Linked DNA regions of Homo sapiens: all the other regions are linked to region 3. A link is a contact called in ENCODE Hi-C or POLR2A ChIA-PET data. All regions are on one chromosome and are shown on one strand. The core of a region is the stretch at or near the end of the contact, and the rest is flanking DNA. Distances in the headings are between cores, read along the strand shown. Region 1 overlaps LOC127898557 (a long non-coding RNA gene). Region 2 has its middle 20 kb from the start of LINC02273. Region 3 has its middle 58 kb from the start of LINC03074.

Region 1 (4,560 bases), core at 33-2,532, 130 kb before region 3:
AATCAGTGTTTGTTTGCTGCTTTTTTTAGACAAATCTCCCCGTTTTGTAAAACAAGGGAGTATTTTTTGTTTTACAAAACTGAGAGATTTAGGTAAGCCGTGAGTTAGTGGAAACATCCGGAACCATATAAGGGAGCTTTAGCTTTTGTGTGAAGGAAAGAAAACAGTTTGTGACTTTAGCTGAAACAAATAATAATTAATATATTACTGTATATAATTGATTACTATAGTATATTTTATATTGATATAAAATATATTAGCATATTTATATATTAATATATTATTATATCCATATATTAATTTAATACAAGTAATATATTAATATATATCATATGTTATTATAATATAAAATTGTATATTATAATAACATATACTAATATAATACGTTACATATCTTAGTAATATGTGACTGTATATAATTTTATGTTAATTTATTTTTCAAACTTCTTGTGACCAGATTTTCTGTACCTAAGAGAAATTTTCTGTAACTAAGAGAACTTTAGCTGCAGAAATATAACACTAGTGAGAAATCTAACAAGTTTGTTTATTTAAGGCAAGGGTTGGCAAACTATAGCCCGTGGGCCCAATCCAGCCAGCTGCCTACTTTTTACAGCCAGTAAGCTAAGAATGGTTTTGACATTTTTGAGTGGTTATGTTTTAAATGGTTGTATAAATATCTACATAATGTCCTTGCTATTGCCTCTTGGCCTCCAAGTCTGAAGATGGGAAAACATTGCTCTGGGTTGGGTGTTTCTATTGTGCTAATGCCTCATTTGGTACCCAAAGCCCTGAAGCAACAAGACTTAGTTGTGTCTCGTTCCAGCTGCCAGATGCAGAGAAGGCCTAGCATGCATAGCTCAGTATGTCACCGGCCCATGAATGTGTCTCTTAAATACAGAAAAGACGACACGTCAGCCTGTTGCAATGGGGTTCTGTGGCTTGAAAAAGACCTCTGTATTGTATATGAATCTTAGTAATTGGAACTTGGACTCATCACGTCTTTTTTAGCAATGACATTGTAACAGCATGCACCCATCCATCATCGTGTCATCCTTATGAAAATGGTCTCCACTGGTCAGCTTGTCATAGTTAATTAGTCTTCCAATGTATGGATAGTCAGAAGCAAAGCGACTTTGAGGTTTTTTTTGACAATTTTAAAAGTGAACTCCAGAGATACCTGATCTTTCCTGCCTTTTAATTAGAGCCTTTTCATTTGAGGAGGAGAGTGTCCTTGTGGTTAGGAGTACAACCAGCCTAGTTCTGCTTCCCATTTTCAGTTCTGTAGGCGACTCATAGCAACCACAGGCAAGTCGGTGACTGAGTCCTCCAATATGTGCAGTACAGGAAGTTCTAGAATAAAATGCAGTTAGCTGATTGCTACTCAAATGTAGATATTGTTGATATCTTAGTGAGAAAAGGGTAGTGTATTAGATACCGCTATGAAATCTCTAAACTTAGTAGTTTAAAAAAGATGAACAACCATTTGTTTAGCTCAAGATTCTGTAAGTCATCAATTTAGTCTGGGCACAGCTTGCTCTGTCAGGCACCCACAGTCAGTGGTGTTGGTGTGTTGGGTGGATGGGTGGTTGTGTTCATCTTGGCTGGGCTCTCTCATGTCTCAGGCTTTGGCTGGGACAATGAGCTATGCCTCTCTGCTCCGAATAGCTTCTTTTCCCACAGCAGGCTAGCCCAGGCAGACATAGGGGTCTCGAAAGAGAGTGAATGTGTGTAAGAAATCTTAAAGCCTAGGCTTGGAATGGGCAAAATATGACTCCATCATATTTTAATGGTCAAAGCAGGTCACAAGGCGAGCCTGGACCCAAAGTGAAGGGAAACAGACTCTACCTCTTGATGAAAGGGGCTTCAGGGTCATGTTTCAAGGGCATGGTTGCAGGAAGAAGAAGGGTTGTGGTTATTTTGCCATCTACCTCTGGGAGCTAAAACATGAAGGAACACATGCAAGGTGTGAACCGGCCCTGCTGCCAGACAAGGTGAGGGGAAGAGGCCATGACCGTGAAGTCTAGATGCTAAGCTGTGAGAGAGGGACTGATCAGGGGAATTCAGTGACCTCACGTACAGCAGGGATATAGATGATACCGCTGTTTTTCCCCGGGTCTCATTTCTGGCAGAAGAGAGTGAGGGAGCCTCCAGGAGAGAAGTCAGACCTGCAAAGGATGAGTAGGTGTGTGAGTAGCACCATGGGGGGTTTTGGTTAATTTAGTGAAGAAAGAGGGTATTTTTCCATATGCATTGGGAAACCAAGAGTGAACACAGGCTCTGAGTTCAACAGGCTAGTGGAGAGGAAAGAAAACTGCACGCAGGAAGGAAATCCCCTGAACCAAGAGGCTGAGGTTTGATGTTGTGAGCTCAGCCTTCCAAGGCAGACACACATGACTTCTAGTTGTGGTGTGACACCTTATTAACTGTGTGACTTTGGGCAAATCACTTTACCTCTCTAAGGCTCAATCTCCATATCTGTAAGATAAGGATAATAATATATGCCTCAGAGTACTGTAGGGGTGACTAAAGGAGATAATCCATTGTAATATGTCTAAATCGATACCTGGCAGGATAACGGCTGTCCATGAGTGTCCATTGTTACTAACCTTCTTACTTTTGTTGCTATTGATTTTTCATGCATGGCCCACAATTCTAGTTTGCAGTACTGGCCACACTGATGAGCTCTCCTAGTATTTTAGATGAACAGTTTCATGTGGGTGTACCACTATCAATTCTAAAGTAACATACATTGAGATAAATGAATTGTCCCTTCATACAATGTTCCTTTCCCAAATGTTTGTATCTGTTCATTCAGCACCACCATTTAGCCACCCAAAGAATCTTTGTTTCCTTCCTTCCTTCAGACCTCATATCCGGTCATCAAACTATGACATATCTCTCACCCTGTACTTCCCATTCCATTCCCCGACTACCTGCAGAATCTGAGTTCTCACTTGATGCTTTGAGTACCACTTCAGAGTTCTTACAAGTTTCCCTGCCTCCAGGCTCTCTATGCTTTCATCCATTCTGCATCTTGTTGCAAAATTGATCTTCCAAAAAACAGTCCTTTGCTGAAAGCCATCAATGGTGCCTCACTGCTTACCAGCTGACTTCCAAACACTGAGTTTGACGTACAAAGCTCTCCACAACCTGACCCAGGCCTTGTTACTAGACTAATCTTCCAAGACTCCGGGCAAGATCATTTGGCTTTAGACATTTTTTGTATCTCTATTTTGTGTTCCCAATAAGAGTGTGAGCCTGTAGAGCAGAGGTTGGCAAACCATAGCCTGTGGACTAATTCTGTATGATCCATAAAGCTAAAATGTTTACTATCTGACACGTTATGGAAAAGTTTATTGACTCTTGCTCTTGGGGGTAGAAGCGTGTCATAGATGACTTTGTTTTTCCTACAGAACCATGTACTCTTCAATGAACATTTATTGACCTCTAAGCATCCCATTTCTCATTCCTGTAAATTTGTTTCCTTCATAGAGGGCCTTCTTCTCTTCTGCCTACCTGGATGAACCTTTTCAATCTTCTTGGACCCACATCAAATCCTCTGGAAATTCTGACTCTTGCTCAATTCTGAATCCCAACAGCACTAAACCACACATCCTGTGTTCATCTTCTGCTTCCAGTTAGTTCTTTGCACCAGAGTAGGTCGTGAACCTAATTGATACCTGGTGCTTAGCTACCATCTGGTTATCGTCTGCCCTTCAGTACTCAGTAGATATTGTCTGGCCTGGGAAGTATTCTCTGACTCTGTCATTCTTCTCCCCCACAACTGAGTTAGGAACCCTTCTTCATACTCCTCCAGCTGCCTGGACTTTCCATCTTGGCCCTTGTCTTTGTGTACTGTGATTGTTGATTTACTTCTAAGATTCTCCAATTGGACTGTGACCTCCTTGAGGACAGGCTAGTGTCTAATTCACTGATGTATTCCCAGCACCTGGCATGGTGCTGAAGACACTCAATTCACATTTTTGAAAAAATAATGGATTGATGCAATCAATAGTTGCTGATTAATTACATGCTTGATTAAAATATTGGTACTATTCCTCATGGCACCCTATTTACATGCTTCAGTTCTCTAACTAGTCTATTATGTATAGTCTAGTTATACATAGTAACTGGACTTAGTTATAATAACAACCTTTCCTTAGTTATACTCTATAGCTACTTTGTATCTCTCGGTATTAGTCAATGCCTATCAACTTTTATATGACTGAGGTTATCAGGCCAAAACTGGGGGCAACCTGGGAGAAACCAAGCTAGGCCATCCAGGTCTTTGGCAAGAAAGACATGTGCCTTTTTTCAATCCCACTTTCTTTCCTCGACTGTGGGCTACTAAAACAAATAGCAGCTCTCCCTCTTTATGCATTAAGCATTTCAAGGACAGCCTGGCTGTGAAATAAAACAATCCAGACAAATTATTGCACACTCATAGCCAGATTTCTGAATCAAGCCTGAGCCTGCCTAGAGCGCCACGTTCACCTAGCATAAAATAATACCAAATGTTTGGACTTGGAAACCATTTGCCAAATGTTGGGCTAATATAAC
Region 2 (4,403 bases), core at 725-3,224, 66 kb after region 3:
ATTGGCCTACTAAAAAAAAATGCTTTCTCAAATCAAAATTGCAATGAGATACCATCTCGTGCCAGTTAGAATGGCGATCTTTAAAGAGTCAGGAAACAACAGATGCTGGAGAGCATGTAGAGAAATAGGAATGCTTTTACATTGTTGGTGGGAGTGTAAATTAGTTCAACCATTATGGAAGACAGTGTGGCAATTCCTCAAGGATCTAGAACCAGAAATACCATTTAATCCAGCAATTCCATTACTGGGTATATACCCAAAGGATTATAAATCATTCTACTATAAAGACACATGCATACGTATATATACTACAGCACTATTAACAATAGCAAAGACTGGAAACCAACCCAAATGCCCATCAATGATAGACTGGATAAAGAAAATGTGGCACATATACACCATGGAATACTATGCAGCCATAAAAGGATGAGTTCATATCCTTTGCAGGGACGTGGATGAAGCTGGAAATCATCATTCTCAGCAAACTAACACAAGAACAGAAAACCAAACACTGCATGTTCTCACTCATAAGTGAGAGTTGAACAATGAGAACACATGGACACAGGGAGGGGAACATCATACACTGGGGCCTGTTGGGGGGTTGGGGGGCTAGGGGAGGGATAGCATTAGGAGAAATACCTAATGTAGATGACAGGCTGATTGGTGCAGCAAATCACCATGGCATGTGTATACCGATGTAACAAACCTGCACGTTCTGCACATGTATCACAGAACTTAAGTATAATAAAAGAAAAAAAAAGCTTTCTCATCTTTCTTTCAGTCATGGATCACCAAGTGGCTAAATTCTAGCCAATGAGATATCACTGGGTGGAAACTCTCAGAGAGCTTTCCAAAAGGTTAGATGTGTCTAACATTCCTTTTCATTTTATGTCCCTGTGTCTTTTTCCAGATTAGGATGCAGACCTCCTCCTTTGATGATCAGCAGCCACCTTGCAACCATTCAAGGGTGGACAAAAGCTCCACCCCTGAATTCCTAATGACATGGATAAGTGCAACTTTTGAAATTATTTCATGAGAAAAATAAGACTTCTGATTGTTTAAGCCAATATAACTAGTTGTTGGGGTTTAGTCGTTGTTTTGTTTCTTTTTTATTGTTTATTTATTTGTTTTGGTTGCTCGCATCAAGCACATTTCCAATTTACATATTGTAAATTCCAGGCCCCATTGGAATTTGCAATTCAAGACTCAGCTGCATTTCAGCCCTTGGATTCTGTGAGATAACTCGGTATCTTAATACTTTTTATTATTTTCTTCACCTAGCTTGAGTAGGTTTCTGTTACCACTAATTAAGCAATCCCTCACCAAGACAAGGAAGCTTGAGTTGAGGGTACAAAGGGAGAGTTTTGCAAGGGTGATGCTCTCTTTTACTGAAGACAAGGCCAGAGACTATTTCTCAGCAGCCAAAGAGGTTAGGGCTATGACCTACTCAGGTTATGAGCCATTGGAAAGATTTCCAGGGGTCTTTGAACAACCTCCTTCCTTGGAAATCATCTGAGTAGGGTGGGCAGCTGTTTTTGGGGGCTGGGTTAGTTAGGTATGGCCCTCCCTGTAGACAAGCACATCAGAGAGGTAATCTTAGATGTGGAGATGCAGTTTCTTTGTATGGTCAAACACGCAGCTCAAGCAAAGAGCTAGAGGCACTCCTGGCCCTCTGTCTGTACTCCGGTGAGGCTTCAAAGAAGAAATTGCCAAGCTAAAGGGAGCACAGGCATGGTCCCTTCTACAGGTATTCTCTGTCCACAGGCTTCAGGGCTGTACTTAATGGTGTAGAATGGAATCATCCTATTCATTACTGGTTTCTTTGAAGCATCTTCTTCATAGCAATCCTCCGGTTGCAGATTTCTTCTTTCCTGACTTACTGAAGCAGCGGATATGATTTTTAGATCTGACTGCTCTTGCCACCTGCGGTGGAGGTTGATGCTGGGTAAGGCCATGCTGACTGTGCTGCTGCAGGCCCTGGGTCCGTTTTGATGTGGTTTCTGGGTAGCACCATTTCAGCCCTCCTGGGGTGCTTAAAAAAACCCAGAGCCAACTGCCATCCACAGCAGGTGGTGGGTCCCAAGTTACTGCTGCTCCCCATGAGGAGAGAGCACTGTTCTCTGCTTTCCTGCTTGCAGGATTGTTCCAGTTTAGAAAAGGCCCACAGAAAATCAAATGTTCATTTCCTTCACAGAACAGCTGAGAGGCTCTCTTTTTCACACAACCACGAACTTCCTTCCAATAGAATTATTGATACTTAAATGTCATCTCAATGGTAGCAGAAATTTTTCACTTGTTAGTGATTTGGGGGCTGGGAAAAGGTGGGGAAGCAGAAAATTTGATAGTTCTTTTTAACATGCCTTATACGAAGGCATTTTCTGGAAGATGTTGGTTTGTTACTATCCAGCATTTGACCCCAAAGAGAAAATTGCATTCTGATGGAAAACTAGGAATTCATTTCTGAGCACTAAATTGTAGACATTTATCTGGAAAGATGTTCAACATGAATTTTTAAGTGAAAAAAGGTGGGTTGCAGGACTATGCATAGCACGATCTTAATTTTGTCTAAATAAAGAAAGAGAGAAAGGAAATGAAAGAAGGAAAGAGGAAGGAAGAAAAATCATTTTAAAGTTATAATTCTGTATATCCAAAAAAGACCATAAAGGTTAAATATTAACAGTTGTTATGGTATTTATTTGGGTGGGATTATTTGTGATTTCTGATTTCTTTTACTTACTTTTGTCTATTTTCCAGATTTTCTATAATGAACAGTAAAACATTATTAGAAGTATTATTTTAGCTGACATTAATCTTGCATACCATTTCTAAAAACCTTATATTGTTGTTTCTTACAATATTAACCTATACATGGGTTTTCCAACTATAGCTAGCTATCTATTGTTTTTGTTATTGAGCACAACAAAGAATGGAACAGATAGGGCACGTAAATAATTCAAACTATCTTAGAATCTTGTCTTCCCTCTTCCAAGATTATTTGTAAGTTTCCAGATGAATTTACTACGGTTCTATTACTAGTCATGTCTCTTCATTCACTCACCAAATAGTTTTTGAGCATCTACTATGCGTGGTGAGCTAGAGAGAAACTGTGGCTATGAGACACTGTCTCTCTAGGGCCTACTCAGAGTGGATGATGAGTTCCGTCCTGAAATCTAGTTTCTGCTGAGGGTCAAGGTCACTGGAGTGCATGTGAAAAAAATGTGCTGAGACCGTGTGTGGGCTCAGGGGGAAAGAAAGCCATGGTCAACTAGGAGGCTCTGCCATAGCTGTAGGAAGAAGAAATGAGGCAGGTGCATAGGAGATTGGCCAACCTTGGTGATGTTTATGGTCAGGGAAAAAAAGGAACACAGGAATGGAACAAAATAAGAGGAAATAATGTGAGTAACCTATGTAAGAAATACTCGGCCTTTGACTAAGAGAAAGCTGGTGATATGGTTTGGCTGTGTCCCAATCCAAATCTCATCTTGGATTGTAGTTCACCTAATTCCCAAGTGTTGTGGGAAGGACAGAGTGGGAGATAATTGAATCATGGGGGTCATTTCCCCCATACTGTTATTGTGGTAGGGAATAAGTCTCATGAGATTTGATGGTTTTATAAGGGGAAACTCCTTTCACTTGACTCTTATTATCTTCTCTTGTTTGCCACCATGTGAGACGTGCCTTCACCTTCCACCATGATTATGAGGCCTCCCCAGCCACATGGAACTGTGCCTCTTTCCTTTATAAATTACCCAGTCTCAGATATGCCTTTATTAACAGCATGAAAACAGACTAATACAGCTGGCCTTTGCCCTCCCCCGACTCCCACCTCTAAGGCTGCTGGTTTTCCAATTTGCTTTTCCTGTTCCCTGAAGTTCTGCATAGTCACTGAGAGCCTGGCCTGCTAAAGTATTTGCCCTTCCTTCCCCTTTTCTCCCATATCTCCATCTGAAGGGAATAACTTTGAAGGCAATGATCCTACAGGACCTTGATCCACCACAGCCCCTCTAGCATCCTATCTGCACCTGGATAGTATAGCTACCCACTGGAATCTTGTTTCTTTTTCATTCAAGAAAGCAAAGATCAAGTTTAAGTGTACTATTTTGACAAAAATAAAATAAATTTGAAAATGCTGGGGATATGTGGTTTGCTGATTCCCACCTTTACAGCCACAACCACTTACAAATCTTTCTAATGTTTTGTCAGATTCTGGATCCAATACCTTGCAGTCATGCATAGATGCCCATAATGGTTATTTATGTTCTTGGTGAGTTTATTCTCCCATTCTGCTAGGGTCATTTATTTCCACAGGAGGGTGATACCATACAATATTGGTTTTCATGAGGTGCTGCACTGACATTTTTGTACTGCAGGAGGAATGGGGGCTTAGGGAGGCAGACCAAGTT
Region 3 (4,635 bases), core at 1,565-4,064:
TAAACTAGGAATTTAAATGACCAGTTTTAGGAGTATCTACTCCTGGCTTCCTGGATGATGAACACGTGGCCACCTTCTTCCGGAGACTATGAAGAAAGCAGCCGTGGCCTGGCCCCTCCTGACTCTCACACTGAGAATGCAGAAGCCCCAGTGCTTTTCTGCCCATGGAAGAGACAGAGGGTGTGGCCATGGTTGTTATTTTTAGTGGTTTTCTCTTCTAACCCTTCCCCAAAAATGCCAGTTGGGGCAGGGAGTAAGTACGTGGTTCTTTATCAATGTCCAACTCTTCTTGGATCTGTTCACATAACTGACATGCATTTTGTGAGCTAACTTCCCACCTGGCTCCCTCTTATCCTTCCAGTAGCTCACGTTCCCGATGTCACCATGTCCTCACCTACCGAACTTGAATTTAATCTAAATTGAAATTTTACTGTCATGACACATTTGGAGTTGCCTGGGATCCTATCTGGGGCAAAGTGGACACAAAACATGAATAAATGAACTGATAATTCCCTGGCCTTTCTCCCCTAGTTGTAGGTACAGGTGTGTCTAGGGGTGGGGAGGTAATGGAAGATGGGGAAAACAGAACTGCCTTGGTGACTTGGGGTAGAAATGGGGGTGAAGCTTTTACTTGACATTTAAGTGAAATGGGGTAACAGTGAAAAGAAGAAGTGTGAGGGCTTCAGCGTGTCTGAAAGCAGACTTGTATGAGGAGAAGCAAAGAACCACAGAGACAATGTGATTTCTGAAGTGACGGGTGATGTTTTTCTTTAGTTTTCAATTCAATATTGAGGCACCGAGTATCTAGTCAGGAAGACCCTGTCAGGGAAGGGCCAAATCTTTATTGAGTCCTCCATTGGGCCAGTGGCTGGCTTTCATATGCATTATCTCATTGAGTCCTTGCAATGACCCTTCCACAGGGATTGTTCAGATTTTATAGGTGGAGAAACTGAGGCAGAAATGGGGTTAAGTCAGGGGTCCCCAACCCCAGGGCCAGAGACTGGTAGCAGTCTGTGCCCTGTTAGGAACCACGCCACACAGAAGCAGGTGAGCAGTGGCAAGCCAGCATTACCACCTGAGCCCCACCTTCTGTCAGATCAGGGCTGGCATTAGATTCTCATAAGAGCACAAGCCCTATTGTGAACTGTGCATGGCGGGGATCTAGGTTGCACATTCCTTATGAGAATCTAATGCCTGATAATCTGAAGTGGAACAGTTTCATCCCCAAACTATCTCCCAATTCCTGCCTACTATCTATGGAAAAATTGTCTTCCATGAAACTGGTCCCTGGTGGCAAAAAGGTTGGGGACTTCTGGGTTAAGTAATGGGCCCAAGGACACACACCAGCAAAGTGCAAAAATTAGTATTTCAATACAGTTTTTCCTATCACCTTCTTATATGACATCTTGGGACCACTTAGCCCATTAAAAACTTTGGGCCATAAAATTATGAATAATCCAATGTCTTTGAAATTGCCTTTGCAAAGATTATGACAGAGAGAGAAGTCTAGCATGACTGACTCCATCTTGCTTCTAGCCTCACAGGCTGGCTGTCTTTGCTCATTCCTAGGCATAGACCAAGCTAACCATAGGGGGAATTTAGTTTGCTGTTTAACTTTGAAGCAAGGATGATAATAGTCCCACGTAAAACTGACTTCTTCCTGTTCAGAGGCTGGAAACACCTTTGTAAGACTAATGAAAGGCCACAAGATTAGGATTATGGGAGGAGCTCAAATTCTGCTAAAAGGTAGGTATATTTCTATAACCTCTTACTGCTCAGGAGTCACGCAGCTAGGGGACACAAGATTTGTGACTTCTCCAATTGCTCCTACAGATGACATCACTATTGTAGAACCTAAGATTGGTCTTTTGAGATGTTTTCCTGGCTGACCCACCCGGACTCATGACTTATCATGATTCAACCCATCCTGTTGCTCCCAACCCAAGGGTGGATTCAGCTCATGGGGACCACGTTCCATATTCCTATGATTGCATCCCCAACCAATCCACAGCACCCACTCCCTAGTCCCCTGCACACCACACTGTCTTTGAAAAACCCTAATCTCCAAGCCTCTGGGGAAACTGATTTGAGCAAAAACCCCATCTCCTGTGTGGCTGGCCTCCTGTCAATAAAACTCTTTCTGTACTGTGATACCACGGTCTCAGTCACCTGCTTTTTTCTGTGCAGAGGGAAAGAAGAACCCATCAGCAATTATATCGTCTCCCTCAAGGCAAGTAAAATCTGAGAGATGGAGATAGAAAATCCAGGAATGGCTACTGAATTAAGAAGGAGCAAGAAAGGACAAAACAAGTGTTTTTAGGAAGGTGGCAACACCTCCGGTTGGTCTAAAGGATCTATGGGGAAGCAGCTGCAGACCCAGTTCACTGCTCCAGGGTCCTGCCACAGCCATAAGTCTAGAAATGACCCAGATCCTCAAACAGAGTTTTCCTGTGTCCCAGGAAGAGTTGCCCACTGGCCAGTTTCCTCACCTTCAGCTCATCAGGCAAAGCGGGGAAGAAGGCAGGCTGGAGTGCCTGGAAAGGACAGAGAGGAGGCATCCAGGTGGAGGGAGAAGAGATCCTTACAGGTAAAAGAGACGCATGGTTGGGCTGGGTGCCAGAGTTGATTTCCCCTCCTCTCTCCACACTAGGAACTGGTAATTGAGCACACATGTCTTTGTGTGAAGGGCTCCCAAATTGAAGTGATAGTGACACCCTCAAACCCTGAAGAAGAGCATAGGGGAGTAACTACTGCACCCTTATCTCTGCCCCCAGCTGGGAGGCTGATGGATACTATTAAACGGAGCCTCTGTAAGTGGCATTTGTGGTGGCAGGGGCGGGGCTGGGGGTTGGAGAGAGAAAGAAAGAGAAAGAGAAACAGAGAGAAGCAGACTGGGAAGTGCTTGCTGCTTTCCTTCTCAAAATAGTCCAGGTGGGAGGGGTGATAACTGAGAAATGCAAATGCATGATTTGGAGGATTTCATGGCTGTTGCCCAAGATAGTGCAGGGTGGGTGCCACCTGAAGACCAGGGCCTAAAACGCTCTTGGTTGCTACCTTAGATGCAAGAATTCAGACCTATGTCTCTAAATTAGAATAATTGCATTAATGCAGTCTCCTCCCTCAGGCTCCTCTTTAGGTTTCTAACACAGCACTGGAAGAGAATTCAGGAATAAAAGATGTGAGCTCAAGTCTTTATCAGCTATATGACCTTAGGAACTCCTCTTAACAACCTCTTTAGTCTAGATTGCTCATCAGCAACTTCACAGGGCCATTACTAAAAAACAAGCACCAGTGAAGCTGAAAGCATTTTGCACACTGTAGAATGTCACATGAATAGTGTTTATTTGTTACAACCAAGGTCTAGCCTTGGGAGGTCTAAAACACCACAGCCCAGTTTAACTGGATAGCAAGATCTTGCCCAAGCCCTCTGGCTTCCTTGTAACTAACTCTTGGGGTCCAGTGCAAAGTCCAGGAGGCCTTGGATGTCCTCTGTAGCATTCACGGGGCTCTGCTAGGGAAAAGCCAATGAACTTACTCCCAAGAGGCCAACAGGTAGCTAACAGGGGGACCTTGAAAGTGCTGCCCCCTATGCGGGTGCTCTGCTAACAAGGCCCTCTCAGGCATGAGGCCCGGGAGGGAAGTGGTGGTGTTCCTGCAGCCAGGCAAGGCAGAGCGGAACATGCAACATCATTCAAGGAGGCCCTGAGTTCTTCTCTGCCAAGGAGAGGGCCTGGCCCTGCACTTGTTTTAGGAAATGGGGCTGTTCAGTTTTATACCTACCACTTTCCTCACTCTAGGACCAACTAGAGAGACAGGACATCATCAGGCACCATCTTGACATCTCTGCTGGCCTCGGCAGGTAGGTTAGGGCACAGACCAGCATTCCTCATCACCAGTCATGGCAACCGGCTTCACATGCACTCTCCTCTGTGTGAAAGTGCCTGTGTGCTTCTCTGAGAGCTTAACTCCCAGCAGTGGGGATCCTGACGCCCTGTGCTCCCGCCCTCAGCCTTCTTCAGTGGCCCCGGGTTCCTGAGATGCAAAATGCCCATGCACAGCCAACCCTGTGCCCTTGGTCCTTTCCTTCTGGGCACACTCACTGTGCTCCCTACACCTCCTTGTTGGCCATACCCCACCCAGCTGCTCCTTTGTGTTTTTCCTTCCTCTCCTACTAAAACCTAGTATATGGAAAGAAGATGATGTCATTGATTATACTGAGACATAGATCTTATGTTCCTTTTCAGATTTCCTTGGCTGCAGCCTCCTACTCCTCTTCCTCCTCCGTCTCTTTCTCTTTTTGTTAGTGTCCCCACCTGTTCTGCTTTCCCTCTCCACTTTTTTTTTTTTCAGAAAAAGATAGTGCTATGGTTTGCATGTCCCCTCTAAAAATCATGTTGAAATTTAATTGCCATTATAACAGAATTAAGAGATAGGACTTTCAAGAGGTGATTAGGCCACCATGAGGGCTCTGCCCTCCTGAATGGCTTAGAGGGATGCCTTTATCGTGGGGGTGGATTAGTCATTGTGGGCGTGGGCTCCTGGTTACATGGTAACTTCAGCCCCTATTTTCTCTCTGTCTCGCGCGCTTGCTCACCATGTGATGCCTTCCACCCTCATCAGATGCCGACGCTGTGC

What was found. A loop is a pair of places that touch in the nucleus more often than their neighbours do. ChIA-PET counts read pairs that join two places held with the same protein, here RNA polymerase II (POLR2A). Pooled maps may share reads with other maps.
Region 1: a loop to region 3 is called in a pooled map, with 5 times the contacts of the local background. The contact joins two enhancer-like sites. A Hi-C loop is called at or near these places in 1 of 168 maps with a recorded cell type or tissue (naive thymus-derived CD4-positive, alpha-beta T cell), 4 of 37 single-sample maps with no recorded cell type and 9 of 50 pooled maps. POLR2A ChIA-PET finds 5 or more read pairs at or near these places in 3 of 52 experiments (AG04450, activated T-cell and activated naive CD4-positive, alpha-beta T cell).
Region 2: a map of MCF 10A shows a loop between it and region 3 (2.1-fold over the local background). The contact joins two enhancer-like sites. A Hi-C loop is called at or near these places in 1 of 168 maps with a recorded cell type or tissue (MCF 10A), 1 of 37 single-sample maps with no recorded cell type and 3 of 50 pooled maps. POLR2A ChIA-PET finds 5 or more read pairs at or near these places in 3 of 52 experiments (A673, MCF 10A and OCI-LY7).

Annotation. Positions count from the first base shown.
Region 1 is chr4:151,886,414-151,890,973 of GRCh38, forward strand. All of the region lies in intron 2 of LOC127898557 (a long non-coding RNA gene), which reads left to right. LOC102724700 (a long non-coding RNA gene) reads right to left here. Exons shown (of 5, transcript NR_188364.1): 4 at 2,078-2,165; 5 at 533-1,350. Among named protein-coding and RNA genes, the nearest start is that of LINC03074, 67 kb to the right of the region's middle. Within about 2 kb of position 1,283, at least 2 of the 41 ENCODE cell types and tissues checked have a DNase peak (open chromatin) inside an H3K27ac peak, as active enhancers do.
Region 2 is chr4:152,078,082-152,082,484 of GRCh38, forward strand. No RefSeq gene overlaps it. Among named protein-coding and RNA genes, the nearest start is that of LINC02273, 20 kb to the right of the region's middle. Within about 2 kb of position 1,975, at least 3 of the 41 ENCODE cell types and tissues checked have a DNase peak (open chromatin) inside an H3K27ac peak, as active enhancers do.
Region 3 is chr4:152,011,602-152,016,236 of GRCh38, forward strand. No RefSeq gene overlaps it. Among named protein-coding and RNA genes, the nearest start is that of LINC03074, 58 kb to the left of the region's middle. RefSeq lists an enhancer at 2,792-2,951. Within about 2 kb of position 2,815, at least 2 of the 41 ENCODE cell types and tissues checked have a DNase peak (open chromatin) inside an H3K27ac peak, as active enhancers do.